Linked DNA regions of Homo sapiens: regions 1, 2 and 3 are each linked to region 4. A link is a loop called in an ENCODE intact Hi-C map of the cell type or tissue named here. Cell type or tissue: PC-9. All regions are shown on one strand. Region 1 overlaps RCC2 (regulator of chromosome condensation 2). Region 2 overlaps PADI4 (peptidyl arginine deiminase 4). Region 3 overlaps CROCC (ciliary rootlet coiled-coil, rootletin). Region 4 overlaps PADI1 (peptidyl arginine deiminase 1).

Evidence for each region. A loop is a pair of places that touch in the nucleus more often than their neighbours do. Peaks named below come from ENCODE experiments on the same cell type or tissue, not always from the same donor. Only the 100,000 strongest peaks of a DNase experiment are listed, where the experiment ranks them.
Region 1: it touches region 4 in a loop (14-fold over the local background); 8 of 110 quality-filtered maps call a loop at or near these places.
Region 2: a loop joins it to region 4, with 10 times the contacts of the local background. A loop is called at or near these places in 11 of 110 quality-filtered maps.
Region 3: a loop joins it to region 4, with 4 times the contacts of the local background. A loop is called at or near these places in 33 of 110 quality-filtered maps.

Annotation. Positions count from the first base shown.
Region 1 is chr1:17,403,095-17,411,094 of GRCh38, forward strand. It overlaps RCC2 (regulator of chromosome condensation 2), which reads right to left. Exons shown (of 13, transcript NM_018715.4): 12 at 6,880-6,957; 13 at 3,666-6,100. The coding sequence ends at 5,996. It also overlaps RCC2-AS1. Among named protein-coding and RNA genes, the nearest start is that of RCC2, 33 kb to the right of the region's middle. In PC-9, CTCF peaks have their summits at 3,264 (motif pointing left) and 3,467; a DNase peak (open chromatin) is centred at 177.
Region 2 is chr1:17,331,473-17,339,472 of GRCh38, forward strand. PADI4 (peptidyl arginine deiminase 4) reads left to right here. Exons shown (of 16, transcript NM_012387.3): 3 at 2,471-2,537; 4 at 4,687-4,754; 5 at 6,566-6,683. Among named protein-coding and RNA genes, the nearest start is that of PADI4, 27 kb to the left of the region's middle. In PC-9, CTCF peaks have their summits at 4,821 (motif pointing left) and 5,047; a DNase peak (open chromatin) is centred at 4,789.
Region 3 is chr1:16,947,919-16,955,918 of GRCh38, forward strand. It overlaps CROCC (ciliary rootlet coiled-coil, rootletin), which reads left to right. Exons shown (of 37, transcript NM_014675.5): 18 at 413-606; 19 at 881-1,008; 20 at 3,035-3,204; 21 at 5,384-5,563; 22 at 6,305-6,439; 23 at 6,816-6,959; 24 at 7,394-7,632. Among named protein-coding and RNA genes, the nearest start is that of MFAP2, 29 kb to the right of the region's middle. In PC-9, CTCF peaks have their summits at 3,919 (motif pointing right) and 4,136; a DNase peak (open chromatin) is centred at 3,913.
Region 4 is chr1:17,232,448-17,240,447 of GRCh38, forward strand. PADI1 (peptidyl arginine deiminase 1) reads left to right here. Exons shown (of 16, transcript NM_013358.3): 11 at 372-523; 12 at 4,867-5,011; 13 at 6,169-6,262; 14 at 7,257-7,336. Among named protein-coding and RNA genes, the nearest start is that of PADI3, 13 kb to the right of the region's middle. In PC-9, CTCF peaks have their summits at 4,770 (motif pointing left) and 4,979; DNase peaks (open chromatin) are centred at 914, 1,454 and 4,954; H3K4me3 peaks cover 949 bases; H3K27ac peaks cover 5,176 bases.

The DNA of each region.
Region 1 (8,000 bases), 170 kb after region 4:
GCACCTGGAGAAGCACCCCCCCAGCCCTGGCTGTTAGCAGACACCTGCAGCAGAGAGCTGGGTGTACTTGGCTTGCACAGTGTTATAAACGTCTCTAAGTTAGGCACTGACAATTTACTCAAAGTCTGGATTTCCAGCTCCTGCTGCCAAGTCTTTAGACCTGACCACACTGGGCCCGAGGCTGAAGACTCACTGGCCACACCCTCTAGACAAAGATGTGCTCCAACAGGCCCCAGTCCCCATCCCTCCCCACTGTGTTCCCCTGCAAAGGTCAGTGGTCATTTGGCGCCATGCTTGCACTACTGCTGTAGGGAAGGAGAGGAAATGCTCCCTGTACTGGCCAAAGGCAAGAAAACAAGGTAAGTGGGCTCTGTGCCTCAGTTTCCTCACCAGCGCAAGTGGGTAAGAGTTGTGCCTGTCTCGAGGTTGTTCTGAGGACTGGAGTTATTTACATAAAGCCCTAGAAAGACACGTGGCACCTCTCATTCCTGAAGGCTGGGAGACCACATCTCTGTAGAAGTAAACAAAACCCTCCATTGCCTGCATAGCAGACACGGGGCCAGGCGCAGTGGCTCATGCCTGCAATCCCAGCACTTTGGGAGGCTGAGGCAGGTGGATCATTTGAGGCCAGGGCTTCAAGGCCAGCCAGGCCAACATGGGGAAACCCCGTCTCTACTAAAAATGCAAAAATTAGTCGGGGCATTGTGGCATGCACCTGTAATCCCAGCTACTTGGGAGGCTGAGTGGCTGAGTTGAGAGAATCACTTGAACCCAGGAGGCAGAGGCTCCAAGATCATGCCACCGCACTCCAGCCTGGGCAACAGAGTGAGACTTCGTCTCAAAAAAAAAAAGAACAAAAATCACAGGAAATGCTGGCGGGGTGGGGGGTGGGTGGGAGAGTGCTGGGGACCCAGTGTGGGGGCAGCTGAGGGTTTTGGAGATTCCAGCCCTCCCATGTGCCTCCCAACCTGCAACAGGCCATCTTTTAGTTCTCTAGAGGCACCGAGTCCTCTCCCCTCCAGGCTGCTTCAGTGCCCAGAATGCTTTTAGCAGGGGGCGACCCCCATTTCCCTTCCAAAGCCTTGAAGGGGCTGTTCCTGTCTCCCCTTCCCTCCTCCCTGCATCCCTGCCTACTGAGTCCTCCCAGTCTGGAGAGTGGGCTCCATTGCTATTGTCTGGTGTGAACACCAGCTAAGCTGGATCCTGAGACCCTCCAGCTTGACCATCCCGCGTGGCGCTTCCGCAGGTCCCCGCCCTTCAATGTGGGGCTGGGGCAGGTGTTCGGGGCAAAGCAGGGCTGGGTAGGAACCGGCAAGTCCCCTTCCCCATTCGCCATCCTTCCAGCCCTTTTCACTCTTCCCTGGGAGCTTAAGGAGCCGCTTAGTGTGGAGGACATTGGCCAGAAAGGCTGCTGGCTTGACGGGGCAGGACAATAGCAGGAGGCAGCAGCTTTGCAGGTGAGAAAACCCCAGAGCCAAAGGCCGGGCACGGTGGCTCATGCCTGTAATCCTAGCACTTCGGGAGGCTGAGGTAGTGGGAGGAATCACCTGAGTTCAAGAGTTCAAGACCAGTCTGGTCAACATGGTGAAACCTCATCTCTACTAAAAATACAAAGAAATTAGCCGGGTGTGGTGGCCTGTGCCTGTAATCTTAGCTATTCAGGAGGCTGAGGCAGGAGAATTACTTGAACCTGGGAGGAGGAGGTTGCGGGGAGCCAAGATTGTGACACTGCACTCCAGCCTGGGGGACATTAAAAAAAAAAAACCTCCAGAGCCGCCCGTGGGGAGCCTGCCTTCTCTGCCCCCCCGACTTCAGGAGGCTTCTCCCATCCCCCAGCCACAGGCCTGGCAGGCCCCGGCTGCTCTGTATTGGCCACCTACACTGCCCCTGGAAGGGCAGGTGAAGGTCTCCTGGATGTTCTCGAAGCTCTCAAGACAGCCCCTCCAGGGTGGCCACAGGTCACATGGGCTCCCTGTCCTCAGCCAGGGGCAGGCTGGGGGAGCAGGGGAGGCCATCTTTGTTACTAGGATCTTTGTGGTTCCAGGCACAGGTCTTCCTACCCGCCCCACTGTGTCCCTCAGCCAAAGCCATTTTCTCTCTGCACCCCACTTCCCTCTATAACACAGGAATAAAAAACAAACAGCCTTCCCTTCAAGACTGCCTGTGTGGCCGGGCGTGGTGGCTCACGCCTGTAATCCTAGCACTTTGGGAGGCTGAAGCGGGCAGATCACTTGAGGTCAGTTTGAGACCAGCCTGGCCAACATGGTGAAACCCCGTCTCTACTAAAAATACAAAAATTAGCAGGGCGTGGTGGCACTTGCCTGTAATCCCAGCTACTCAGGAGGCCGAGGCAGAATTGCTTGAACCCAGGAGGCAGAGGTTGCAGTAAGCAGAGATCACACCACTGCACTCCAGCCTGGGCGACAGAGCAAAGCTCCATCTCAAAAATACAAGACCGAGCGCGGTGGCTCATGCCTGTAATCCCAGCACTTTGGGAGGCGGCCAAGGTGGGAGGATCACGAGGTCAGGAGTTCGGGACCAGCCTGGACAACATGGTGAAACCCCATCTCTACTAAAAATACAAAAATTAGCCAGGCATGTGGTGGACACCTGTAATCCCAGCTACTCAGGAGGCTGAGGCAGGAGAATCGCTTGAACCCAGGAGGCAGAGGTTGCAGTGAGCTGCGATTATGCCACTGCACTCCAGCCTGGGTGAAAGAAACTCAGTCTCCAAAAAGACTGTCGGAGTGGACTGCAGGAGTCAGGGGCGAGACACACGACACTCAATTTGCAGCATGTGCCCAATACACAACAGCCAGTGTGTCAGCAGGGACGCTGCCCCCAGCAGTGGCTTCCCTGCCCACGGGGGCTCTTCCAGGGCAGGAGCATCTGATGGGAAGCTCCAAGCTGCCAAGGGGGGAGATGGGGAAACACCGTGTTTTACATTTGGACTGTCCTGCAACAGTGCACATGCTCCTTCTGCAGCTAACAGGCCATGGGAGACCGTTTCCTCCTCTCCCAAACTGGGCCAATGCCTGCCAGGAGGGGCTGGTCTGGACACTATTCAGCCAGTCAACACAAGGTGGCCTGCACTCGAGGTTCCAGGGATCCCAGGCATCTTTGCGGCTGCAGGGAGCCGGTGTCCTGTGCAAGGGTCTGGTCTAGGACTCTGCCCGGTATAGACTCAGCAGCAGCCTAGAAGGGAGAGTGTCCGTGATCTCTGAACCTACGACCAGCCTCCTGGTGCCCTCTGGTGGGCAGTTGGCCACAATGCCTGCACAGAGCAGCACTGGCCTGAAGCCACAGCCGGGGCCTGACCAGAGCCCCCTGCTGAAGTCTGGGGAGTGGGTGCACATGCAGTCACCGCGCTGGATGCCTCCCATGACTTATTTTTTTCCTCTCAAAGCCCCAGTGAAAATGCAAAGAACTCCACTTCTGAATTGGACAACTGAGGTACTGACTCTGTCCCACTCCCCTAGCATTTCATGGGGCAGAGTTGGGGGATCCACTCACTTCAACCAGTGCAGTTTAAACCTGGAAGCTCCCCTGGGGCCACATGTCTCCTGGCACCACCTTCTGTGGGTGCCAGGGCTTAGGAGGTACACATATAAGGAGTTAAGAAAAACAGAGCTCCGTTCCAACCGAAAAAGAAATGCAAAATCCAAGACAGTAGACAATGTTGTTGTTTATTTAAAATGTTTACTCCAAGAAATATATATATAAAAAAAATAATAAGACAATTACAGCACTAAACCAGGCACCTTCGACCAAATCACAACCTCCTCTTTGATTCCCCTTCACGCTAAGCCTCTTTCAAATTCTTTTTCCTGAGCTGGAAGACCAGTCAGATGCCCGCAGGGTCAGCGCCAAGCACATTCCCAACCGGGCAACTGTGTACCTTTCTCTAGGAGTGCACGACACCCTTCCCCCACAACTCCTTGTTTTAAAGGATTTAACCCATTAGGAAGCCCATTTTTCAATCTAAGCCAGAAGGAGCTGCGGGACAAGGCAGTCTTCACTTTGAAGGTCCCTTTCCTGCTCCAGTCCCTGGGCTAGGGTTCTAGAAGAGGCTGGCTGCCACGTTTACATGAGGCCACCGAAGATCTAAGTCCAGCTAAGCCCAGGGAGGCTCCTGCAAAGGCTGGGACCTCGGGTGCTGCGTCCTCAACCCTCTCGGTGACCACGGCTCAAAGGAGAGACCTCAAGGGTGCCAGGAGCACAGGTGCCTGGGCTGCATTCCAGGAAAGAGACCTGTCCAGGGAAACGGATCAGGCTGTCGCATGGAAGCTTACGTCAGAGATGGTGGTTTTGGGGTGATTTGGACAAATTAGGTTAGTTTAGCAAAGCTCTGAAGTAGCAGAAGCTTCTCCCCTGGACTACTGATTGAACACAGAACAAGAGATGCGCGTGGCGTCAGACTAAGTCTTAGAGAGATGCAGGCCAGTCTCCTCCCACAGGGCCTTGGGACTGGCAGGACAGACACTGCTACATGCCCTCCAAGGGCAGGAGTCACGGTAAGGAGCGACTGGGGTGGAAAATAGGGAAAAAAGCAACAACAACTACATCATTTTTGGCATTTTAACATGGAGACAGTGACAAGTGGTAACAAAGCAAAAGAAAAAAAAAACTTGAAGAGACCAATATTTAACTTTCCCATCCACCCAAGTCTCACACTTAAGTTCTAGTCCCATCTCCCCCATAAGCACCACTGAACTAAATATCTATTTTAAAGCACCCAAACCAGTCCAGACCCTCTGGAAACCAAGAGCCCCAGCCACAGCTGTCGCCTCTCTTGGGTCCAGGCGAGAGGAGGGTTCCGGGAAAGGCACCTCATAACTCACTCAGCGCAGCACACACGGCGGCGAGCTCGGGCACTTGACGAGGACGCAGGTGGCAGTCACAGCATCCGTGCTGACACGCAAGGAAGGGGACTCTTCGGTAATCCCAACTATTTGGTACCAGAGCCAAGCAAACGTGACTAAAGGGAGCTGGGTCAGCAGAACGGTACCCCGAGTCTCAGCAACAGGACGGCCCGCGCGAGGCAGGATCCAGGCGGGGGGGAGAAAAAGAGACCAAAGCACAAGGCGATCGAGGCTGGCACAGAAAGGGCTGATCCTTCTTGCAAGGACTGGAGAATGCACTTGACTGCTGGCTGGTCCATCTCTTAATTGGCGAGTGCGCGTGACAAGGCTCAGCCCTGGCTCCACAGGGAGCCACCAAGCTGACTCAACTGATACAAATGTTCCCACCTCTGCCCCACCCCCAAGTCCCCATGGTTCCACAATCACCTGATTTTCATTTGGACCTCTTTAACAGCTAAAGTAGATATAAATGGCTAAACACAGATCCCCAATCCCCCACCAGGGGGGACACGGCCGATTCTATAATGTCGCAGCCAGAAGGCTGTGGGCGTACAGGCAGCCAAGGGGAGAAACAGAACCGACACCGGCCTAGGCCCATCTGCAAGAAAAAGCGGAGAAGGAGTGACCCGGATGCTTCCGAAGCACGCGAGCGTGATTTTGGATGGAGGCGGGCCGGTGACTGCCTAGCTGCTGCCGGTTCCTGTAAGGGACATTTTTTCTGAGTAAATGGCGATTCCTCTTCCATGTGGCATCTGCTTGGATCACGATGCTAATTGTAACTGGAAAGGGGTGTTTTGGGGAGTGTATTCAGGAGAGGAAGAAAGAAAAAACTTAAAAAAAAAAAAAACCTAGATTGCTCAAAGTTTCTGCCTCTTTTGTAGGAATGGTAAATCAACTATGAGCAAGTATTTTAATTCAACATTAAGGGAAAAAAAAGGACTTTGGAAAGCATACAGAAAAAAAGGTAGTTAACGTTGGATCATGTGTAAAACGGAACCTCAGGGAGTCTAAACAAAAATGCACCTTCGGTCAACTTTTGCTTTTTTAAATTCCTCGTTTGACTTCCCGTCCCAGTGCACATGGAAATGACAGCTGCCGCGAGAGGTGTGGAGTCGGAGGAGTCTCCGGGAGCATCAGAGGGTTCGGGGGTTGTATTCTGGCAGTTTCTTGATCTTCTCTTTCTCAGTCTCACTTTCATCTCTTGCTATCACCAAGGAGTGTGAGTAGCCCATGGCGACCTGGGGGGACAAATCAGCGTTGGGTGTGCCTGAGGCGCCTGGACTAATCAATGCGTTGAAGAGACTCTGGAAACTGGGCTGCTAAAGCGGGTCAGCATGGAGAAAAACAGAGTGCCCTTGAAAACTGCAAAAAGCCCCTCTGCCCAAGACAGCTAGTTTCCATGTGACTGCCACCAACGCTCTGCCAATCAGAGCCTTCCAGGCTGCCCTGGGAGACCCAGCTGGAAGGAAGCCCACTGGGCCACCTCTTATCAGCAGGGACAGGTGGGGACATGGCTCCAGCTCCACTTCCATCCCCCCCCTCTCTGGCTCACAATCCTGCCTGGGTGAGGTGCACCACCCCTCTCTGTGTCTTGGCAGACAGGGCCAGCAGGCTGGCTGACTGAGCCGCAGGGGCCTCACCCCGCCATCTGACTCCTGCAGCCACGCAGCCTCTACTCTGTGGACCTGCGGACCTGCCTCCAGCCCAGTGGATCTGAGTCCTGGGTGTGATGGAGACGCGAGCGATGTGCTCGCCCGAGAGTGGATCTGCTGCGGCCAGTTGGTGCCATCTGTCATCAAGGGTGAGGACAGCCACCCAGCCTGGCCAGCAACCCTGTGCACTCTCTCCTGCAGAATGATTGTTACCTCTCAAACAAATCTTAGCGTGAGACACCAGGAAAGCCAGCTGAGATGGTAAACAAGACAACCCAAACAGACTGCGATGATCAAAATCATGAGGAGTGACATACCACTGGGTACGGACACGTCCCCGAGCTGGCACAGCTGCCCCCACTCACCTGCTCTGAGAAAATGCCATCCAGAGTCTTTACCTCCTGGGCTGCAGTGGAAGACTTGGGCTTGTGGTCCCCGTAGCCCTGGCGAAGCAAACAAGATGTTCGCAATCGAGGATCCATGTGGCTCAGTCCACAAGTGGGGAATCACGGCAACATTTCCTGGCCCCCACTAACCAGAAGCCAGTGATGATGCCCTCTGGCCCATGACAAGCCCGGCCACCCTTGCACACAAGGGCCAGGTGGAATCATCCAAGTTTATCCACAAAAGGTGCCACCAGCAGGCGACTAGCGCTTAACCTAAGGAAGACCAAGGTGCCCAACTCTAGCCTGCAGGACTTCTGTGTGCACAAGTCCCTTCTGGGGAGTATGGCACTGGTGACAAGAGATGACACCACGAGTGCAGGAAGAATGGCAACTGCGGCCCTTCAGGACCAAAGCGACCAAGAACACGGGCTGACCAAATGCCCTTGATGCCTCCACCATCCAGAGTGGAATAATCACCATCCAAAACAAAACAAAATAAAAGGGCTTAAGCGTGACAGGGAGACTATTAGCAATGGCACCAGAGAACCAGTTTCCCTCCCAGAGGTAGAAGGAACTGGATGAATTGGCGCAGCTAAGGGGGAGTCTTGTGCAAAGGTGTGGAGCTGGGCAATTGAAAGACTGAAGGCCCTGGCTCAGGTGAAACAGAGGGTCCCACAGGGCGGGAGAGGAGGACCCTCCCTCCCCAGCCCAGGCCTGCCCACATGTCCCTGGTTTCATCTCCTGCCAGGCCCCACCTCGGGCCTTCCCACACAGTAGATGTTCCCTCCAAGGTGCCAGGCCAACTTCTCACCCTTGAGAAGCTCCCCAAAAAGTCTCCCTTGCTCCCCTCTAGTTTCAAAATTTATATTTAGAAGGTCAAAGTCTATTTCTGATAGGCCCCAGAAAACATCCTTCCTCCTCTAAGAACTATCTGTAGAAACTGGGCCAGGCTCTGTCTCTTTCCTGTCAATGTTTCAAATCGGGCCACCAGAGCATCTGAGCCAGACTCCAAGGGTGTGCAGAGCCCCGAGAAAAAGGTGCATTCACCATCCATCCCAGCCACAGCTCAAGGGACCAAGGAACGCCCTTCCTTCCCCTCC
Region 2 (8,000 bases), 99 kb after region 4:
TTACAACCTATGAATGGTAGCATCAGAGAATCTACTGGTAAACAAACAATTGCAAATGATACTGAGTTCTATGGAGGCCACAAACTGGTAGCCCCAAGGGATGCTGGTCCATGCTCCTGGATCGGTTTCCTGTGTCTGGTATAGAAAATCACCATGGTGGCCTGGCCGGGCACAGTGGCTCACACCTGTAATCCCAGCACTTTGGGAGGCCGAGGCGGGTGGATCACCTGAGGTCAGGAGTTTGAGACCAGCCTGGCCAACACGGTGAAACCCCATCTCTATTAAAAATACAAAAATTAGCTGGGCGTAGTGGCGAGCGCCTGTAATCCCAGCTACTCAGGAGGCTGAGGCAGGAGAATCTCTTGAACCCGGGAGGGGGAGGTTTCAGTGAGCCAAGATTGCGCCACTTCACTCCAGCCTGGGTGAAAGAGCAAAACTCCGTCTCAAAAAAACAAAAGAAAGAAAATCTCCATGGTTTGCTTAAAACAACAGAAGTGTATCCTCTCACTGTTCTGGGGTTCAGAAGTCTGAGGTCAAGGTGCCAGCAGGGCCAGATTTTTCTGGAGGCTCCAGGGGAGAATAATTATTTGCCTCCTCCAGCTTCTGGGGGCTGTCAGCAGTCTGATCTGTGGCTGTCTCACTCCAGTCTGCTTCCATGGTCGCACTGCCTCTGCCCCTTCTCTGTGGAATCCCCCTCTGCCTCTCTCATAAGGGTACTTGCCATGGGATGTGGGGCCCAGCTGGATGGTCCAGGGTGATCTCCTCATCTCAAGATCCTTTTTTATTTTTTTGAGACAAGAGTCTCGCTCTGTCGCCCAGGCTGGACTGCAGTGGTGCAATCTCGGCTCACTGCAACCTCCGCCTCCTGGGTTCAAACGATTCTCCTACCTCAGCCTCCCAAGTAGCTGGGAGTACAGGCACTCGCCACCATGCCCAGCTAATTTTTGTATTTTTTTTAGTAGAGATGGGATTTCACCATGTTGGTCAGGCTGGTCTCAAACTCCTGACCTCAAGTGATCCACTCACCTCGGCCTCCCAAAGTGCTGGGATTACAGGCATGAGCCACCGCATCTGGTCTCAAGATCCTCAACTTAGATCTGCAAAGACTTTTTTTCCAAATGAAATCACATCGACAAGTTCCAGGGATTAGGATATGGATGTATCTTTTTGGGGACCACCATTCCACCTACTACACCCCCTTTGCCTGTAGATGGGCTCAACAGGACCCTCTGGGGTTCCCACAGATCTCTGGGCCAACAGCCACTTATTCCCAGCAGAACCAGCCAAGCAGGCTTCTCCCTGGGGGAACACAGAGCTTGACTATCCAGGCAGGCTGGGGAGGGGGTGGTCGGGGAAGGCTTCCTGAAAGAAGTAGCAAGCTGAAGGGTGACACGAACTACCCACCTAAGAGCAGGAGAGAGGAGAGAGTTTGACACAGAGGGGCAGGCTGTGTGCACTCTCTGGATGAGAAAAGGGTGAGACACGTGTTGGGGAAACTGAGGAAGTTCTGTATGGCAAGAAAGGTAGATGGAACAGGAGGTGAAGGAGTCAGTTTGAAGAGTTTGGTATCAGGGACCTCATTTTCTGCAAACAACAGGAAGCCAACAAAAAGTTTTCAGCCAGCGAATAACAAGACAGCATTTGTACTTTAGAAGGATCCCAATGGCTGTGGCCTAGCAAGTAGATAGGATCTAGGGAGTGGGTGGGAGGCAGGGAGACCAGACAGAAGGCTGACACCATGGTCCAGGCAGAGGCAGTGATGGCCGTGGCGTTTTCCTGGATTTCCACTGTCTACAGGGCAGGTCCGAGCACCTCCGCGTGGCCCCTCAGGAGCTCCTCTTCCTCTGGTGGCAGCTCTTTGGCTCTGCTTTGGAAACTCCCCACCGCCATTTTGCTTGGATGTGTCAACCCAGATGCTCCACCCTCCTCTGGCCAATCCGAGGTGTTCTCCTAGGATTTCTGAACCTTGGGCACAGTGGATTGGTGTTTTCTCATCTCTTCCTGAAGAAACCTCCATCCACTCAAAGCTCCTGCTCCCCAGATCCCCCAGGACCCGGCCTTTCCAGGGTCTGGTTCTTCAGGTCTTTCCTTGATCCCTTCTGCTTGCCAGAGTCAGTTCTGTGGCTTATGATCAGCTCTCTCTAGCGCCTCTTCTGCCCCATCTCCAGCTGCTGGGCCCCTACTCCCTTTCCCAGATCTACCTCAAAGCACACTCCTTCACAAACGACCCTGCCAGGCAGAGTGTCTCCATTGCTGGGCCCCCATAGGATGCTCTTCTGTAGCACCAGTCATTCAAGCTTTTTGCTTTCCCTCCATTCCCATCGGATGGGGCCACTCCTTACAGGCTAGGACCAGTTCTTGCCCAACTTTGTCTCCCCAGTGCCCTACCCTGAGCCGGCACATAGGAGGGGGTCCAGTGGGTGTTTGTTGAATGACTAAGAGAAGTCATTAGTGATCTGCTCTCCCATAGGTTCAGATTTCATACTACGGACCCAAGACTCCACCAGTCAAAGCTCTACTCTACCTCACCGGGGTGGGTAAGTGACAACCAGGATCCTAGAGTGCCGTCTCATCCCCTGCCCACCTCCTAATCCCTGCAGGATGTCTCTGTAGGAGAAACTACACCTGGAGCTTACTTTAGACTGAGTAGAGAAAAAGCATGGTTTCTAGCCAGTCAGACATCTGGGAGTTCGAAATATTCCATCCTTAGTCAGTGAACCACAAAGAAATACAATGTGGCAGTGGTGGTGCGGGGAATTTTAATTATATCTTAACATTTTGCTTCTCAAGTTAGGAAGTAGGAACTTGGATTTTCAATATATGCATCTCCATTAATTTTTTTTTTTTTGAGATGGAGTCTCACCCTGTCACCCAGGCTGGAGTGCAATGGCATGATCTCGGCTCACTGCAACCTGCGTCTCCCAGGTTCAAGCGATCCTCCTGCTTCAGCGTCCCTAGTAGCTGGGACTACAGGCGCTTGCCACCACGCCTGGCTAATTTTTGTATTTTTAGTAGAGATGGAGTTTCACCATGTTGGCCAGGCTGGTCTCGAACTTCTGACCTCAGGTGATCTGCCTGCCTCAGGCTCCCAAAGTGCTCGGATTACTGGCATGAACCACTGCGCCAGGCCCTCTATTCCTTTTTGATACCTCAAATATCTATAACAAAAAGTAGATAATGACACTGTCTTATACAAGAATATAGATAGTGTTCCTCAAATTCCATTATTTATATCTCATCTTCACCATTTCTGCCATATCAATGATCCACCTATACTCATATTTATGTAATGTTCTTCTTTAAATAAAATCCATTCTTAAACTTGACCTCATTTTGAACAATAATATCATGATTAGTATCATTATGTGTATTAAACATATAAGTAGCAGCCAGACATGGTGGCTCACACCTGCAATCCCAGCGCTTTGGAAGGCGGAGGCAGGAGGATCGCTTGAGCCCAGGAGTTTGAGACCAGCCTGGGCAACATAGTGAGATCCTGTCTCTACAAAAAATAAAAAAAAACAGCTGAGCATGGTGGCATGTGCCTGTAGTCCCAGCTACTCAAGAGGCTGATGTGGGAGGATTGCTCGAGCCCAGAAGGTCAAGACTACATGATTGTGCCACTGCACTCCAGCCTGGGTGACAGAGTGAGACCCAGTCTCAAAAACTAAAAAATATATATATACACACACATATATATATAATATGTAGCATATAGAATCTTCAGGTTTCATTTCATTAATGCATTTCATTCATTAATGCATATTTAAGTAATAATACTACAGCACTTACTCAATTGCCAGGCACTGTGCTAAGACTTTACATTTAATCCTTACAACAATCCAGTGAAATTGGTATTATTATTATCATCCCATTTTACAGGTGAGGAAACTGAGGCACAAGAGCTAAACAGACTTGTCCAAGGTCATGCAATTGGTTAGTGAAGGAGTCAGGAAGTCCAGGCCACGAAAGGACAATGCTTCCCCGGCCCTAACTAAGACGTGGCTATGAATATGTTTAGAAGGTCATCTGGGTCAGTCTCATGTGGGACAAGGGTCACCATATCATGCTGTGGGGCACACGGATCTATTTTATTGGAATGACCTTGCAGTCATATATTCGGATGAGGGAGGAAGGATTTACAAACAAATGTTTGCTTTCTCAGCCAAGCCATTTGGACAGAGTGGGGGCATGTTCAGGGTTGCAATTTGTCCCCAGATACAGTCACAACACATGTCATGAAGAGCCCGTGGGGCTGGTGTCACCGCTGGGTCCCCCACCCCAAGGTCACTGAGGGCTGGGGCCAGAGTCTTTCGAGAGGCTGGCAGGGTGTGCCTGCAGAGGCTTCACATCGAACCTCTCATTGTGGTGGTTGGGAATTCCTTCCAAAATCCCTGGGGGTGGCCAGACGTGCAGGGTCTGGTGGACATCACAGTTGTGGCCCCGCTGAAGGGGAACAGGTGTGGTCAGAGGCCCCAGCTCTGCTGTCCGAACTGTAGCCAGACTTCCTGGGGGCCGTGGAGGAGGGATGTCTTGAACCTGTGTCTCCTCTGAAGGACGGGAAGAGGGGCTCACACTATGGGTGCACACAGTCCCCTGGGGAAACGACCTGCCCATTCAGGGCCAGGCTGGGTGCCCCAACCCCGGACCCTCACCAACCTCTCCTCTTACTTGATGGGATTTCAGAAATCTCCTTGTGCGCAGACATCACCCGCACCGGCAAAGTGAAGCCAACCAGAGCTGTGAAAGATCAGGTACCACTCACCCAAACGCTCCTTTCCTACTTCTACTGGATTCTCCCCGGGCGCCCCCTTGTGGTGATGGGGCAAATGCTGGCCTGTCCCACGTATTCCGTGTTAACTGTTAAAAAAAGAAAGAAAATTAGCATCACCATTAATATTTTGGCTTATGTATTTCCCATCTATTTTACAAAATCAGAATTTCACCAATTGTGGGTTCAGATGTGTTATCCTACAAACTGGAAACCCTACTGAGTCACCCAGTTAATACACAGCAGAGAGGAAATTCGTGGGCAGGTCTCGACTCTGGCTCAAAAACTCCCTACTCCATGCTCTACAGCTGATATGGGAGAGATTTCTGCAGAGCTGTCTACATGGGGGAATAACAGAGAAAGGAAGAAATGGCAGGGGGAGAGGCGGGAAGGAGCCAGGTGGGGAGAGGGAGGGTGTGTTGTGGAAAGACAGGATGATGGGATGTGCAGAAAGGGCAGGTGAACGCTGTCTTAAACCAGAGTCTGCAGGTAAACCTGAAACCCCAGAGCTGCCTGCACCATTTTATGCTGGTGTGCACTGGGGGCTGTGCCCTGTAAAAAGATGAAGATCCTTTGTGGGGTCAGCAAAAGTGGGAAGACAAATTACAACTCTAGGAGTAGAATCTGTCCCTGTATCCCTCCCGAAATGCAGTCATTTCCCAGGGGCAAACGCTCTCCCGCGAAGGGAGGCGCCATCACTATTAGATCCCTACAGGGTGGGGCTGCTTAATGTGCTTTAATCTCTAGGCAGATATTAACTGGCTGCTAAGAATAGTACCACACTTTGCTGAATGAGTAATTAAGAGTTCACATAATAGTAACTATTTAGATTAGAATATTGACATACATATTTAGCTGCATTTGGTTTGTCAAGCTCAACATTTTATTTATTTATTTATGTATTTATGTATTTATTTATTTATTTATTGAGATGGAGTCATGCTCTGTCTCCCAGGCTGGAGTGCAGGGGCGGTTCACCGCAACCTCCGCCTCCCAGGTTCAAGTGATTCTCCTACCTCAGCCTCCTGAGTAGCTGCAATTACAGGTGCATGCCTCCACGCCCAGCTAATTTTTGTATTTTTAGTAGAGACAGCGTTTCGCCATGTTGGCCAGGCTGGTCTTGAACTCCTGACCTCAGGTGATCTGCCTGCCTCAGCCTCCCAAAGTGCTGGGATTACAGGTGTGAGCCACTGCGCCCAGCCAACATTTCTTAAAAGCTGTTAAAATCCATGTGACTGTCTTGGGCTCCTTTTTTTAAATGGATGAATTGTGTTTTGGGTGAATTTGGTTGTGACTTTTGGAGTAAAAGGCAAAAATCCACTCCTGAGATCAAATAATTAATTGATGTGGAAGCAAGATGTGTAAACTGCACTGGGTTAAAGAAGTGATGGGGGCCGGGCGTGGTGGCTCATGCCTGTAATCCCAGCACTTTGGGAGGCCGAGGAGGATGGATCATGAGGTCAAGAGATTGAGCCATCCTGGCCAACATGGTGAAATCCCATCTCTACTAAAAATACAAAAATTAGCCAGGTGTGGTGGCATGCGCCTATAGTACCAGCTACTCAGGAGGCTGAGGCAGGAGAATCACTTCAACCTGGGGGGTGGAGGTTGCAGTGAGCCAAGATCACGCCACTGCACTCCAGCCTGGCAGCAGAGGGAGACTCCGTCTCAAAAAAATAATAAATAAATAAATAAATTTTAAAAAAGAGGTGATGGGGAGTTGCTATGCCTCTTGCAAGAGTTGGAGGGCTCTATGCTAGTTTCTGAGCATGACTCTTCCCTGCTGGTGTCCAGAGGACCTGGACCTGGGGCCCTTGTGGACAGGGTGCCATCCTGCTGGTGAACTGTGACAGAGACAATCTCGAATCTTCTGCCATGGACTGCGAGGATGATGAAGTGCTTGACAGCGAAGGTAAAGAGCATTTGCTAGCTAACGGGAAGGGCTTTTTATAAAGCCCTTTTGCCCACATAGCCTGAACCTGGTGACGGCCCTCTGAAATAAGGGTTATTGAAAGCATCTTCTTGTTGGCAAATCTGTTTTATAGGTGAAGCAATGGGCAAAGGCCCTCGGGGGTCAAGTGACCTCCCCAAGCTCACGCAGCGGTCAGGGAAGAGCTGAGGCCAGTGCTGTCTCCTGATGCCTCCTACAGGCCCTGGTTTCCATGCCTCACCCTGCTGCCCAACCTAAACGCTCTTAGGTCAAACCTGGAGCCTGAAATCCTTCGAAATGAAAGCTTTTCATTCCCAAACTCATATCAGAGCAGGCCCTGAGACCTCTGCCATAGGCCGGGCACGACTCTGACCACTTTGGAATGATTAACTCATCTGATCTTCCAACACAAACCTTTATAGGTAGGAAAACCAAGGCACGGGGAACTTAAGCAATTTGCCCAAGGTCACAGCACTGACACGTAGCAGACTCGGGGTTTGAACCCCGGACGTCCCAACACCGGAGCAGGTTTAGAGGCATGAGGATGGTGGGGAATGCAGGATCTCTGCAGGCAAACCTCTGGGCTGCTAAGGGGGTGGCTCCGGGGTTGAAGTGAGGAAACATTATCCACCTGCGCTGGAGGAAGGTGCTAAGGGGCTCTGGCTGGCAGGCCTTCCTGGGGAGCTCTTAGAATAACATAGAAATGGATGTATTTTCAAGTTGCATGTAGTTGGCCTGGCCCGATGCCAGGGGACAGCCTCTGTACAGTGCCTGACATGCGGTAATAATCACAACAGCTGTCCTTTGTGGGCACTCCCGGGGTGCCAAGAGCTGGTATAAGCACTGTGTATCACCTGACTTTATCTTCACAACCATTCTACGGTGGGTACAACTCTTGCCCCTGTCTTAGTGATGAGGAAACAGAGGCAGAGAAAGCTGAAATCCGTTTCCTAAGCCCACCCAGATCCCAGATTCAAACCAAATTGACCGCAAAGCCTTTAAGCCCTTGGCTATCAGTCAGTCCCTTGGGAACCATCTCTTCACTCTCCCCACCCTCTACCCCTTCTTGGCTATTGTTCAAGTTGGTTCACAAACCCCACTTCTTGCTCAGGACCAGCACAGAAACCTTTCACTCGTTCATTGCACAAATCTCAGCCGAGCGCCTGCCGCCTGCTGGTCATTGTTCTAGGGAGTTCTCGGCTTTCTAGGTTCAAGATTCAGGGAACGTTGCAAGGAGCAAAATATTAATAAATGTGGTCCCCGCTTTGCTGAGGTTACATCCCCAGCTCATCCTAGTGG
Region 3 (8,000 bases), 280 kb before region 4:
ACCTCCGCCTCCAGGGTTTAAGCTGTTCGCCTGCCTCAGCGTCCCAAGTAGCAGGGACTACAGGCGTGCACCACCACGCCCGGCTAATTTTTGTATTTTTAGTAGAGACAGGGTTTCACCCCGTTGGCCAGGCTGGTCTTGAACTCCTGACCTCAAGTGATCCACCTGCCAAAGTGCTGGGATTATAGGCACGCACCACCGTACCTGGCTGGGCCCTGGTTTTTGTACACACGTGCATTGCAGATCTAGAGAAGGTCATGACTTGCCCAAGTACATGTAGCACATCAGGGCAGACCCTGGGCTCAAACCCAGGCCTTCTGCCAGGACTGGGTTAGGCCCAGAGTTGGGGTGCTGCACGATGAACAAGCTGGGGGACGCTGGGAGTGCTACTCAGTCTCTGGGTGGGGGCCAGCTCTCCCGGCAGCTGAGCGGGCGGGAGCAGGAGCTGGAGCAGGCCCGGCGGGAGGCCCAGCGGCAAGTGGAGGCGCTGGAGCGAGCGGCCCGTGAGAAGGAGGCGCTAGCCAAGGAGCACGCTGGCCTGGCTGTGCAGCTGGTGGCTGCGGAGCGTGAAGGCAGGACCCTGTCAGAGGAGGCCACACGCCTGCGGTAAGGCCTTGGGCTCTGCCCAACCCGCCCTGGGGGGTCCTCCTGGGGCCACACCATGACCAGCCACACGCAGGCACGGGCCCCCAGGGGCAGTTACTAAGGAGTCTGGCTTGCCGACTCGTCCTAGCTGTGGCTCAGGCTTCCCCAGGGAGTGTGGGCCTGGCCAGGCAGGTAGATTGGCACTTGGCCCATGCCTGGCCACTCCCTGAGATCCACAGTTTCCTGGGGCCAGGGAGGCTGAGTCCCAGGGCCTCAGGGACTGTATGTGCTGCAGCTTGGAGAAGGAAGCCCTGGAGGGCAGCCTGTTTGAGGTGCAACGGCAGCTGGCCCAGCTTGAGGCCCGCCGGGAGCAGCTGGAAGCCGAGGGGCAGGCCCTGCTGCTGGCCAAGGAGACCCTGACTGGTACGAGGGGCTGGGGACTTGGGGGGAACACCAGGTTCCAGCCCAGACTGCAGCCTCCCAAGGTCTGGGGTCTCACAGAAGTTGGGAGCACTGGAGTAGGAGTCTGGCTGGCCTGGGTTCCAGTCCTGTGCCACCACTTAGATCTCACCTTCCCTTGAGCAAGCCCCTTTCCTCTCTGGGCTGCAGATTCCTCAGCTGATGATTGGAGGTGGCAATGCCCACCTTCTAAGCCTGTTGCCAGGATGACGTGGGAAAAGCGTGTAAGGCCGTGGCACGGTGCCTGGCTGAGTCAACAGTAACTGCCGTTCATCGGTCATCAGGCCTGTTAGTCTGAGTTCTCTGTGCTTTTCAGATGACTCTCTTGGCCCCAGAATCCCAGCCCCACTTCCCTGCACCGTTCCCATCCAGTCTCTGAACTCAGGGCTTCTTTCTGCTCACCTAACATTAACTAAGCACCTACTTGGGTCATGGAAATTAATTTTCCTGTCCATGTACACCTGAGCCAGACAGAACCAGGAAGGGAAATGCTGGTGGGTTTCCAACCCGGGAGATGGTTTTTAGATGGTAGCTATACCATTTCCATTCCCTGTAGTCATTTCCATTAATATAAATAGTTAACGTTTGACGGGTATGTTCATGTCAGTCATTAAAGGAGATGCTTTATGTGTAGCTGTGCAGCTGTGGGAAGTTGCTGCTGATCTCTGAGCCTCCATTTCATCATCTGTTAAATGGGGATGAGGATAAACTACATAGGCATGTTATGAAGACAAAATGAGGTTATGTCTAAAATACTTAGCTGGGCGCTTGACCCATAGTAAGTGCTCAGTCAGGAATAGGGTTGTTTTTTGTTTGTTTGTTTTGAGACAGAGTTTCACTCTTGTTGCCCAGGCGGGAGTGCAATGGCACTATCTCGGCTCACCTCAACCTCTGCCTTCTGGGTTCAAGCGATTCTCCTGCCTCAGCCTCCCAAGTAGCTGGGATTACAGGCATGCATCACCATGCCTGGCTAATTTTATATTTTTAGTAGAGACGGGGTTTCGCCATGTTGGTCAAGCTGGTCTCGAACTCTTGACCTCAGGTGATCCACCCGCTTTGGCCTCCCAAACTGCTGGGATTACAGGCATGAGCCATCACGCCCAGCCTGTTTGTTTTTTGAGACAGAGTCTCACTCTTGTTGCCCAGGCTGGAGTGCAATGGTGCGATCTCGGCTCACTGCAACTTCTGCCTCCTGCATTCAAGCGATTCTCCTGCCTCAGCCTCCCAAGTAGCTGGGACTACATATGCCCGCCACCATGCCTGGCTAATTTTTGTATTTTTGGTATAGACAGGGTTTCGCTGTGTTGGCCAGGCTGGTCTCAAACTCCTGACCTAAGGTGACCTACCTGACCCAGCCTCCCAGAGTGCTGGATTACAGGCATGAGCCACTGCGCCCGGCCTATTTGTTTTTTTGAGGCAGAGTCTCACTCTTGTTGCCCAGGCTGGAGTGCAGTGGTGCAATCTCAGCTCACTGCAACTTCTGCCTCTTGGGTTCAAGCGATTCTCCTGCCTCAGCCTCCCTGAGGCTGGGACTACATACGCCTGCCACCACGCCTGGCTAATTGTTGTATTTTTAGTAGAGACAGGGTTTCACCATGTTGGCCAGGTTGGTCTTGAACTCCTGACCTAAGGTGATCCACCTGCCCCAGCTTCCCAAAGTGCTGGGATTACAGGCGTGAGCCAAGGCACCTGACCTAGGGTTGTTATATGTTTGACATCCGTCCCATTTGGGAGGCCTTCTCATCAGTCATTTTATGCCTTTAATGCCATTCTAGGTAGGCAGGAAAGGGGTCAGGGCCAGTGGGCCCATGTAGCATATAGGGAAACTGAGGCCCAGAGAGGGCAAGCCACTTCAAGAGGACCCAAACTAGATGCCAGGCAGGCCCTCTGCCTCTGGGATTTTGCCCATGTGGCTCACCTGGCCTAAGTCTGCTGGCCCAAGGAAAAGTTTCAACCCAACCCTGCCCTTTCCCCCATTCCTCTCGTGCAGGGGAGTTGGCGGGCCTGCGGCAGCAAATAATAGCTACACAGGAGAAAGCCAGTCTAGACAAGGAGCTGATGGCCCAGAAGCTGGTGCAGGCTGAGCGGGAGGCCCAGGCCTCTCTGCGGGAGCAGCGGGCAGCTCACGAGGAGGACTTACAGCGACTCCAGCGTGAAAAGGTTCAGGCAGCTGGGGAGGGGTGGGCAGGACTCTGAGCCAGTGTTTCATCATCGTTCTTGCTCTGCCTCGGTCTCTACATCTGTGAAATGGGACTTCCTCTCTGTTGTGGAGGTCCTGGGGACAGCTAGGAGGACTGGGGGGATGGGGAGGTTGTGGTTCTTATTAGACATGCAGATTCCCAGGTCCCAAATCTGGTCCAGCCCTGGTAATCCTGATGCAGAGGGTCCACAACCACATTTGGGAAATACTGACCTAATGTACAGCAGGAAAGCACTTTCATTTGCTAAGAAGTACTGTTTGCATATGAAGAGCCACTCAGACCTCAGCATATAGAAAGGCAAGGGGCCAGGGAAGTTACTAGAACACTGACTCTGGGTTTGAATTGCCTGGGTTTGAATCGAATCTTGGTCGCTTACTGGTGATGCTACCCAAGGTGTCCGTGCCTTCATTTCCCCACCTGTAGAAATAGGGATAGGATAGTGAAAGGTATTGAAGATGAGCTGAGACCATCTGCATAGAGGGCTTAGCATAGTGACTGGTACTTAGCAAATGCTCCATAAGTTATGATTGCTGGCACTGACATGCTCTCCAGAGTGGCCCTCGGGACAGGGGCCCTCAGCCACCAAATCCTAGACAGGGCTGCCTCTGACAGAGGTGCAGGCTATGACTGCATGGCTCCAGGGCATGCCACTCACCCTGCAGTACCCCTGGCCTTGGGTGGTTGTTACCACGCTTCTCCAGGAGGTGGCGGTAAAGCTCTTTTTTTTTTTTCTTTTTTCTTTTTTTGAGACGGAGTCTTGCTCTGTTGCTTAGGCTGGATTGCAGTGGCGCAATCTCGGCTCACTGCAACCTCCACTTTCTGGGTTCAAGCGATTCTCCTGCCTCTGCTTCCTGAGTAGCTGGGATTATAGGCGCGCCACCACGCCTGGCTAATTTTTGCATTTTTAGTAGAGACGGGATTTCACCATATTGGTCAGGGTGTCTCGAACTTTTGACCTCGTAATCTGCCCACCTCGGCCTCCCAAAGTGCTGGGATTACAGGCATGAGCTACGGTGAAGATCTTAAAGAAGGGGCGGTTTGGCCGGTCGTGCTGACTCATGCCTGTAATCCAGCACTTTGGGAGGCCGAGGTGGGCAGATCACCAGGTCGGAAGATCGAGACCATCCTGGCTAACACAGTGAAACCCCATCTCTACTAAAAATCACAAAAAATTAGCTGGGCGTGGTGGCACGCGCCTGTAGTCCCAGATACTTGGGAGGGTAAGGCAGAAGAATCGCTTCAACCTGGGAGGCAGAGGTTGCAGTGAGCCAAAATCTCGCCACTGCACTCCAGCCTGGGTGACAGAGCAAGACTCCGTCTAAAAAAAAAAAAAAAGAAGTGGCAGCTCTGTCTGCTTCTCACAGAGTTGCTAGGGGCAAGTGCTGAGGCAGGCACCTGCCCTCAGGCTCCCCAGGTGGGCTGCTATTTGCCTGTGGGCTCTGCCTGCCCGCCTGTCCAGTCCCCAGGGATCTGAACTCCTGTGACCTCCCCCTTGCTCTTCTTGCCCTTTGCATTGCCTGGCTTGGCCTCATTAATGTCCCCAAATCTGTGTTCTCTCCAGCTCCTCTGGCAACCCCTGACCCCCTTCATTCCTCACAGCCAGTCCTAACTCCCCTCCATCCCAACCCCAATCCCTCTTCCACAGCTGTCGGAACATCCCCTAAGCTAAAAATCAGATTGCTCCTTGTCACCTTGGCTCGAGTCCTCTCTCCCACTCCCCTCACTGTCCTTAGAATCCCCATGGCCCACACGGCCTGTCCTGGCCCCACCCCTGCCTGGGGCTCTGGCCCTGTGACTCACCATGTCCCGTTCCCCTCTGCACCCTGCATCCTCTAGGCCTTTCCAGGGGCTGTGTTCTTGGCCTGGGGTGGTCTTTTCTCTCCTTACCTGGCTGACAGTTACTTGTCCCTCCGCAGGGGACCATGTTCGGACCCCCAGGCCAGCCCACTGCTGCTCCTTGGCACTTTCACGGCCCTGGCGTGTCCCCGTCATAGCCCTTATCACTCCCTTGTATTTACCTGGTCACCCTCCATCTCTGAGGGTATGGGGGCCAGATGGCTCTTGCTGCCCTGATGTTTTGGGGGGTCTGCCTGGGCCCCCTCCTGGTGTGTCACAGGCATCCGGTCCTGGCCCCCTAGGAGGCAGCATGGCGGGAGCTGGAGGCCGAGCGGGCCCAGCTGCAGAGTCAGCTGCAGCGTGAGCAGGAGGAGCTGCTGGCCCGGCTGGAGGCTGAGAAGGAAGAGCTGAGTGAGGAGATTGCTGCCCTGCAGCAGGAGCGCGACGAGGGCCTCCTCCTAGCAGAGAGTGAGAAGCAGCAGGTTCGTGAGCCCTGGCATGGCCTCTGCTGCTCTCTGAGCTGCTCCAGTTCTGGGGCCGGGCCCTGCTCTGCCACTTGGCAGCTAGGAGCCCTGGGGCAGGCCACTGCCCTCTTGGGGGCCTCAGTTTCCTTACCTGCAGGAGGGGAGGATTAGAAGGGGGTTCGTGAGGCTTTGCTGTGCTCCATGCCTGGCACACAGTGAGCACTTACTGAGTGACAGTGACAGTCGTGACACCAGGAAAGCTGTTCCATATTCTCCCATGCCTCGTCCCACCCCACGCTGGGCATGGATCCTCATGGCTGCCTTCTGAGCAGTCCCCACGATGCCCACAGGCATCAGCTGACGTGTCCCCCCAAATAACAAATCCCTAACTTTCCTATAATGTAACGGAGACAGGGCAGACTGTGCCCATCTCCTCTCCTCACCAGCTGTGTACCTGGGCGAGTCACTTTACCTCCTTGAGCCTCAGTTTCCTCATCTGTAAGATGGGTAGAAAGAAAGACTCTGCAGTCAGGGTGCTGTGGCGGGTTAGTGAGCTCTATGAGTGGTATCCACGTCCGGGATTCTTGTGACTGCCGTTGTGCCCTTTTCCAGGGCTGCATGTCTGCCCTGGGTCCACCTGCAGTGGCACACTCAGGCCTCTAAGCCCCCAGTGGGCACATTTCCTAGGCAGCAAGAAGCCTGAGCATGCCCCCAGGACCAGCCCATCCCCCAAGCCCTTTGTCCCCTGCCTCTGCCCAGGCCTTGTCTCTGAAGGAGTCTGAGAAGACGGCGCTGTCAGAGAAGTTGATGGGTACACGGCACAGCCTGGCCACCATCTCCCTGGAGATGGAGCGGCAGAAACGAGATGCCCAGAGCCGGCAGGAGCAGGACCGGGTAGGGCAGGCTGGGCAGCTGGGCCTCTGTCTCATAGAGAGGCACATCCCTGGCTGAGGAGCCCCCACCACGGGGCGGCATGGCCCTGTCCTGGAGAAGCTTCCAGGCTGTGGGAAAGGAGGTTTAGCCCTTCTTTTGGGAGCCCCCATCTGAGGGAGGTGGCTCAGCCCTGCCCTGATGAATCCTTTTGGCGTGAGGGAGAGGCTGGCTACACGGGCAGCACTCACTATGCATCCAGGGGTTGGCAGAGGGTCCGGCAGGCCAGCGGGAGGGGCCGTGTTTAGAGCTAAAAGTGGACAGTGCACTGAGCGGGTTGGGAGCAGCCCGGGGCTGGGGGACACAGCAGGACCAAGTCTGAGGAGCCCCTCTGTCCCAGAGCACCGTGAACGCTCTGACGTCTGAGCTGCGGGACCTACGGGCCCAGCGGGAGGAGGCTGCTGCGGCCCACGCCCAGGAGGTGAGGAGGCTGCAAGAGCAGGCCCGAGACCTGGGCAAGCAGCGGGACTCCTGTCTTCGCGAGGTGAGCAGCCGCCCCCCTCTTCCAAGCAGCATACCCTAAATGGCACTGTGTGCCTGGGGGCCTAGTTCCCCAGGGCCCCAGAAGAGTGTAAGATTCCTCCCTGCATTTGAGGACCAATGAATAGCAACTTAGAAAGGAGGCAGCAAGCACTACGAAGCACCTGTTGTGTACAGGTGGGATTTGGCCTCAAGGAGGGGTGAGTGGGGTCTCTGCCCTCTTGGTGTTGTGCTCAGGACAGTCCTGATTGATGGTGACTTCAGGTCAAAACATTACTGATTACAGCACGCCTTGCTCAAATGATAACTCACAGCCTGCGGTCTGAGCACTGCAGAGGGATGGGGCAGGCTCCCTGGGTCCAGGGATCTGGGGTACAAGACCCAGCTTGACGGGGGGGTCCCTGACCGCTGCCCTGGGGACACCTGCTGTGCTCACAGGCAGAAGAGCTTCGGACCCAGCTGCGTCTGCTGGAGGATGCCCGTGACGGGCTGCGGCGGGAGCTGCTGGAGGCCCAGCGCAAGCTGCGTGAGAGCCAGGAGGGCCGGGAGGTGCAGCGCCAGGAGGCAGGCGAGCTGCGACGCAGCCTGGGCGAGGGTGCCAAGGAGCGCGAGGCCCTGCGGCGTTCCAATGAGGAGCTTCGGTCTGCTGTGAAGAAGGCAGAGAGCGAGCGCATCAGGTGGGGTGTCGCAGGAGGACCAGTCCTGAGTCCTCATGGGATCCCATCCCTGAAACCTAACTTCACCCCCAACGTTCTGGGGAAATTGCCCAGATACGGATCCTCTGTCTCCTAAGCAGAGCCTGGCACCTGGGTGATTTTAGGAAGGTTTCCTCCCTGTTGATTGGGGAAAGGGGCAGAGGGGCAGTGGGCAGCTTTGGGTCCAGACTCAGACCCACCCACCGTCATCACCCTGGAAACCAGGTCCCCTCCTGGAGTCACTGGTCTACCCCTCCCAGCCGAGGGCCTGGGCCCCAGCCCTGCAGGGCTCAGGGCTTAGCTCTTCAGAGAGGCCACATGGGCAGGCAGTGCCTGATCCACTCCAGAAA
Region 4 (8,000 bases):
GCCTCGTCAACATCTCATGAGTTTTAATGTGCTATCAAAAGACAGCAGATTTTTATGAATTTCACTTCAAAATCTTGTCTAATTTCCACTTTGATTTCTTCTTTGATCCATGGATTCTTTAGATGTATACTGCTTAATTTCCAAACATTTGGGGGAGTTTTTAGTTATCTTTGGTTATTGATTTGTCTTTAATCGCATGGTTCGCAGAGCCCAGGGGGGATTTGTAAAAAGTGGACAGAGATCGTTTTTCAGGTACTAAGAGCCATGGAGTGGGAGACCCCCAGCAACTCCCCTCTACTCCAAGAACTGCCTCGTCCTGTCCTCACTGACCTCTCCTTCTTGGGGTGGGGGTCTCGCTGGTTCTTCCATAGGGTCCTGACTTTGGATATGTTACCCGGGAGATCCCGCTCCCTGGTCCCTCCAGCCTTGACTCCTTCGGCAACCTGGACGTCAGCCCGCCCGTCACGGTGGGCGGCACGGAATACCCCCTGGGCCGGATCCTCATCGGGAGCAGCTTCCCCAAGTGAGGGGCTGGGGCGGGAGGTGGGGAGGCACAAGGGAATGACTGCAGCATCCACCCTCCCTGTGCCCCCATCACAAACACAATTCCCCAGTCTGAGAAGTGATCTTAACTTCCTGCGTGGAATCCTGGAATCAAAGACTCGGCAACCTAGGATCTCAGATTTAAAAGATCAGAGAATCTTAGGAGAAAAGTCACACGCTTGTGGCCTGCGATCTTTTGGCCTACCTCATTTTATGAGCTTAATGAGTCACCAACATAAACAGATATCGGGAGGGCCTCCCATAAAAAGGCAGGTTTCTGGCTTCTCATGAAAAATTGGAGAAGCTGGGGAGGTGAGATACAGTCTGGCACAGAGACAGAGGAATAGACTCATTGACTTCTCCCATTAGGAAGTCAGAATAGCTTCTGTCCTAACCATGGCTTAAAAGGGTCCTGAGGTCATGAAGTTCCCAGGGCAGGTGGCTGCAGGTAAGCAAGTGATTGGCCAGGATACCCTGATGACAGAGGTGAGTCAGTGGATCTCACCCTGGACAGATGTGATGGAGCAGGAAACAAGGTATTTAGGTTTTAACGCTCAAACAGGTGGCGATGTCTGTTAGGTCCTGCTGAGTGGGTGCACACCCTCCCTGCAGGTAACCAAAGAATGACGTGTGCAGTTCAGGGTCCTGGTGGGTCCCCCTGTTTCCTCCCTGGAGATGACACCCACTGTAAGCCCTGGAGATCACCTTCCTGTTTGTGGGGTTTTTGCATAGCAGGGGTGCCCCCACTTACCCCCCAAGCCCTGGCTGACCATCTGGTCTCCAGCCCAGAGGAGTCAGGCAGTGCTGAGAAGGTCACAGCCTCACCTGGTGAATCTGGCAGCCTCAGAGCTCTGGATCGGATGAGGCGAGGCTTCCTGGCACCTACCCAGGCACGTAACTGGGTGCCCAGACAGGATGCCTGGGGCTGAGACTGGCCAGGCGAGAGGCATGTGCTCACCCTGTTGGTGACTCATGCCCAGACACTACTGTGTGGGCTGTTCTACCCACACCCTTGGGGGCAGACGGTCCTTGAGGCCTCAGGACAGTCTTTCTCTAACTCAGGGAGGAACCCGTGAGGAAGGAGCACAGGCTTTGGAATCAGATGGACTTGGGTTTGAGTCCTGGCCCTGCCACTTGCCAGCTACATGATTTGGGATGAGTCCCCCAAACCAGTGTATACCACAGTGCCTGGCACACAATAGGTACTCAATTAATTCACTTAAAAATATTTATTGTATGCCAGGCACAGTTAAAGGTACTGGGGATACATCAGTGAACAAAACAGATGCATTTTAAATGAGCAAATTATTTTGTACTCCATGCCTCAGTTTCCTTATCTTTAAAACGGGCCTGATGAAAATCCCAGTCCTAGCTACAGAATCAGCATTACTGGGGATAAAGAATTCGTGTCAACCACCTCTTGAATGCTTAGGTATTTTTCATTTGGCCCCAGTAGTGGGGCTGCTTCAAAGCAGGTTGGAACTAACTGGAAAAATGTATTGACCAGCTACTACCTACTACATGTCACACCCATAGTGCTTTCCCCAGGCTACCTCATTTAATTTCTACAACAACCCTGTGAGACTGAGACCATCATTATCCCCACTTTACAGATAAGGAAGCTGAGGCTTGGAAAAGTTAAGTTACGTGCATTCTTTCATACATTCATTTACCAGTTCAGTAAATATTTATGGAGACTTCCTATAGGCCAAGCCCAAAGTCTAATGCTGGGGATACAGAAATGGCTGAGGAGCTTGCCCTTGAGATTTAGAGTCTAATGAGGGAGACAGGCAAGCAATGGATCAGAGAGGGGATCACATATCATCCCACGTGCGTTGTCCTAGAAGGCTTCCTAGGGGCAGCCAACGATATTGACGCTTCTTTGCGAGGCCAAGGTGGGTGGATCACCTGAGGCCAGGAGTTTGGGACCAGCCTGGCCAACATGGTGAAACCTCGTCTCTGCTAAAAATACTAAAATTAGCTGGGCCTGATGGTGCACGCCCATGGTCCCAGCTACTTGGGAGGCTGAGGTAGGAGAATTGCTTGAATCCAGGAGGCAGAGGTTGCGCTGAGCTAAGATCAAGCCACTGCACTCCAGCCTAGGTGACAGAGCAATACTCCGTCTAAACAAACAAATAAATGAAGGAAAGAAGGAAGGGAGGGAGGGAGGGAGGAAGGGAAGGAAGGAAGGAAGGAAAGAAGGAAGGAAGGGAGGGAGGGAGGAAGGGAAGGAAGGAAGGGAGGGAGGGAGGGAGAGTGGGAGGGAGGAAGGGAAGGAAGGAAGGAAGGAAGGAAGGAAGGAGGGAAGGAAGGAAGGAGGCAAAGTAGTGTGGAGTGGACCATGTTGCAGGCAGAGGGAAGCGCTCAGGCAGAAGCCTGGAAGCCAGAGAAGGTACAGCTCAAAGGAAAAGTCGAAAAAACTCGGTATGGGTGGCATGTAGATGGGCAGGGATGGACCGGTAGGACCTCAGGCAGGAGGGGGCTCTGCGGGTCCAGCTGGGGACAGAGTTCAGGGAGAAACCATTCTGTTCAGATGCCTCATGGGGCAGTTCTCTCCTCCAGGATCCTTGGGACCTGGGCTCAGGAGCAGAGAGCTCAGAGGATGCAGGCTCAGGGGCGGAGAGCCGGAGGATGTAGGCTCAGGGGCAGAGAGCTCGGAGGATGCAGGCTCAGGGGCAGAGAGCTCAGAGGATGCAGACTCAGGAAGGGGAGGGGCTCCTTGGTGTTCTCCAAGGACTTTGCTCCCTTCTCTGTCCCAGGCTCCTGCCCCAGTCTCTATATCACACTGCAACACATGGACATCCTTACCTGTCTGCTCCCACAAGCCTCACGAGCCAGTGAGCCAAGCCAGGAACCTTCTCTCAAGGGTGCAGGGGTCTGCTCTGGGAACTCCCAGGCACAGAGCAAGGACCCCACATGGGAAAGTGAGGGGTCTCCTGTGTGGACGTGTCCCCATTCCATTGGCTGTTGGACTGAAAACCAGGAATGAGGCCTTTGGTGGATAGATAGGACCTGAGGTTTGAAAAGGGTTGGCTACGTATTAGGACCACATAGCAAGTTAGCAGTACGGTCAGAACCCAGGTCTCCTTCTACCTGGGCTCCAAACTCAAATTTAGCACCTCAGGCTGCTGTCCAGTGACCCTGCCTTGGTTTCTGACCTTAGCAATGGACAAACCAGACAACCAAACATTCCAGCAGAGAGAAACAGACAATAAGTGAACAAAACAAATAAGTACCTCCAATCATATGTATGAATATAGTATGAATGCATGAACAAATGCATATAACTTTAATTTTCTGGGACTCAACTCCCTCACCTGTAAAATGGGGACAGTAATAGTCCCAACCCCACAGGGCTGTCATAAGGATTAAATGAGGTAGCCTGGGTAAAGCATGTGTGTGGCACATGTCAATAAATGTTTGTCTCAGCTTTGCTGAGAGTCTGCTGTTTAAACAAAGCCTTGAAGGAAAAGAGGCAGTTAGGCCAAGCACAGTGGCCCTCACTTGTAGTCCCAGTGCTGTGGGAGGCCGAGGTGGGGGGGTCGCTTGAATCCAGGAGTTTAAGACTAGCCTGGGTGGCATGGCGAAACCCACCTCTACAAAAATTACAAAAATTAGCCGTGCGTGGTGGCACATACCTGTTGTCCAAGCTACTCAGGAGGCTGAGGTGGGAGGATCACTTGAGCACGGGAGGTTGAGGCTGCAGTGAGCCATGCACTCCAGCCTCTAGGCTGGGCAACAGAGTGAGTGAGACCTTGTCTCAAAAAAAAATTAAAAAAGAGAGAGAGAAAGAAAGAAAAAAAGAAAGGAAGGAAGGAAGAGGAAGAAAGAGAAAAGAAGGAAAGAAAGAAGAGGCAGTTAAAGATGTGGCTACTTAGGAGAATATTCCAGGGTGTAGAAACAGCTGTGCAAAGGCCCTGAGGCAAGAGCAGGCTGGAGACAGCAGATCAGCAGGGAGGCTGGTGGGCCTGGAGCCAAGTGAGCAAGGAGGGGCGCAGTGGGGAGTGAGGCCAGAGAGCTTGGCCGAGCACGCTTCAGATGTAACTTGGAGCTGGTATTTCTATGTATATCATAGGGTCATCAGGAGGCTTAAACAAGACACTTACTGCGAGGACCCTAAGGACAGCACACAGTAGGTGCTCAAATGCACACACAAATGCACAGTCCATTCTCTGCTGTCTTGGCTTCTCCACGCTCTACGCCCCACGTTTAAAGCGTTCTTTGAGCAATTCCGCCCCCTGGTGGCAGATCTGATGATGACTCAGGCAAGGCCTGATGCCTCTCAGGCACAAGGTGACTGCCCGCCCTCTCCCTCCTGGCCAGGTCCGGTGGGCGGCAGATGGCCAGGGCAGTGCGGAACTTCCTGAAGGCACAGCAGGTGCAGGCACCCGTGGAGCTCTACTCGGACTGGCTCTCTGTGGGCCATGTGGACGAGTTTCTGACCTTTGTGCCTACCTCTGACCAAAAGGTGCGTCCCCTCCTTCCCTGCCTGAGCCACCTCTGCCCTTGTCTGACCTGATGGGATGAGTCAGGGCAAAGCCATCTGGAACCAGCTCAACCCTGTGCCCCGAGTAAGCTCTGGATTGGGACATTTTCTGGGTCAGGGCACCCTGACACGCTCATCCTCACACTTCCAGGGTATTTGTGCTTGGACCCAAATCCCTTATCCAATAGTCAGGAATGATATTGATAATAATTGGTAATATTTATTGAGCACCTACTATGTGCCAGATACTCACATGTTTTAATTCATTTAATCCTCCAACAAGCCCGTCAAGTGGGTGCAATTATTATTGTCCCATTTTACAAGCGAGGAAATTGAGGCTCAGAAGGGCAATTAACCCATCCAAGCTCACCCAGCCTGCAGGTGTCAGGATAGGATTCAAATCCGGGTTCTGGGCCTCTACAGTAAGCCTTGCAGAGGTGGCTTGGGAAGGCATGGCCAGGGAGCCAGCAGCCTGGGAGAGGAGGCTTCCCAGTGACCAGTGGTTACAGCTCTGCTAGGGACAGCTCTGACAGTGAAGGAGGAGACATCTGAATTGGGTATTTTGTTTGTTTTTTGTTTGTTTGTTTTTCGAGACAGAATCTTGCTCTGTTGCCCAGGCTGGAGTGCAATAGCGCGATCTTGGCTCACTACAACCTTCACCTGCTGGGTTCAAGCGATTCTCCTGCCTCAGCCTCCCAAGTAGCTGGGATTACACCACCATGCCCAGCTAATTTTTTGTATTTTAAGTAGAGACAGGGTTTCACCATGTTGGCCAGGCTGGTCTCAAACTCCTGACTGCAGGTGATCTGCCCACCTTGGCCTCCCAAAGTGCTGGGATTACAGGCGTGAGCCACGACACCCAGCCCTGAATTGGGCCTTGAAGGAAGAAATCAGAATGCCCTGGTGGGCAAAATGCGAAGGGCGTCCAGGGAGGGAGAACAGCACAGACAAAGTTCTGGAGGTGGGAACCTGCTTGGAGGACTGGGAGAGTTGCAGACAGTGCTTTGTGGCTGGGGTGTAGACCGAGTGGGAGAGGGGAGTCCCAAGAACTGTCAGGCCCCTCCTGAGTCCTGAGTCTGGGGTCTCCTGTGTCTAAGGGGACCCTGTCCACTGAGCCATTCTCCCTCCCTCCGTGCCAGGGCTTCCGGCTGCTCCTGGCTAGCCCCAGCGCTTGCCTCAAACTCTTCCAAGAGAAGAAAGAAGAGGGTTATGGGGAGGCAGCCCAGTTTGATGGTGAGTGCCAATGACCCGGTCACCCCTGGGGGACCCTGCCCTTTCATCACCATCCTTGGGTACAGCCCCTGCACCTGCAGATCTCTCAGCTGGACTCAGAACCCAACACCCACTCTCTGTTTCTTGGGTCCCCAGGTCCTCTGATGGGTGGGGGAGTTCCTGGGCCACACCCCAGGAGAGGAAAGGCACAGGAAGTCATGAGTGCCCCAGGTGCCGGTCAATGCCAGGCATGTTCTTGTTCTCACTCCCCTTTGATCTCTCTCCCCTCTTCCTTATCCCTGTTCACAGAAGTGGAAACTGAGGCTCAGAAAGGTGAATTGGCTTGGACAGGGCTATGCAGCCAGGGAGCAGCAGGGCTGGGGCCTTGAGAGAGGAAGGAGGAGAAGCCAGGCTTGGTCAGGGCCCCTCTGCAGAGCTTCCTGCAGGAGCTAACAGACCCTCCAAGGGCTTGGTTGGCCCATCTCCCCTCCTTATCACAGCCTCAGTGTTCTCATCTGGGGAATACCTGGGGAATAGAGCATTGGAATGGATGTGGTGCAGACATCCACAAGGATAGCCCTGAGTTCAAATCCTGATCTTGGCATTTGCTGGCTGTGGTATCAAGGGTGTGTTCTGAACCTCTCAGTGCCTCAGTTTCCTCTTCTCTGAGTTGTAGATGATAATTAATCCCTCCTATAGTTGCTTTAAATATTAATAATACATTAAGTAGGATGCCCAGAGCATGGCAGACATTCAATAATGGTAGCTGTGCCATAATTATTAGGCTCCAAGTCCAGAGTCACTTCCTGAGGGGTTCCTTATCCATCACCAGGTTTTCCTTGCAGCCATGGCTTGGTCCCTTCAGGGGTTCTCAGTCTCTGGCTTTCTCTGTCCTGGCTTCTGACCCTGGCACTGAGGTAGGAGGGAAATCCTGGCCTGGATTATGTAGCCCCAGGCTGAAGACGGCCTCCAGGCAGTGCTCCCTGAGCTATGTACTGTCTTTCTCTTCTTGCAGGGTTAAAACACCAGGCAAAAAGAAGCATTAATGAGATGCTGGCAGACAGACACCTCCAGAGAGACAATCTTCATGCACAGGTGAGAGGCAGGACCACCAGCTGCTCTAAGGGGTCCTTTCCCTTCCAGGGAGAAGAAGCCCCAGGAACTGGGTTGGGTCAGAGATTCAGCGCTGGAGCTCTCATGGTCCTGGGGGCTGCTGGGGCCTGCAGGTGGGATAGAGCCTCTGCCTTCAGGAACCCACAGTCTGATGGAAGAGACAGAGCCATGCCCTCAGAGAGCTCCCAGCCTAATGAGGGAGACCCGGCCCCACGCTGGGGCAATGACCTATTTTCACAGAAGCAAATCTGAGCCTCTCATCTGAGAAGTCTGGTGAAATGCGAGAGACACGGTGGGGAAATAGGACCTTGAGGGGCCCAGAGGTGGGGTGGGTAAGATTCAGGGGGATCCTGTGGGAACAGGTGAAGCAAGGTGTCAGGAAGGGGCAGGGCTCACCCCAAGGATAAAAAATGCCTGCCCCATGCAAGGCGAAGGGGCTAGCACAGAGTCGGTGCTCAGTTAATGGCAGGAGGGCCCTTACCCCTTCCCGGTAGTGCCCAGCGCTTTCTCCTAAGCTGCTGAGAAGGGACAGGAGCATCAGCCATGCTGTGGCTGGGGCTGGGACAGTGTGTTGTGCTGACAAGAACATTTGCATCCAGAAACTGCCTGGGTTCGAACCCCAGCTTTGGCACATCCTAGCCTTGTG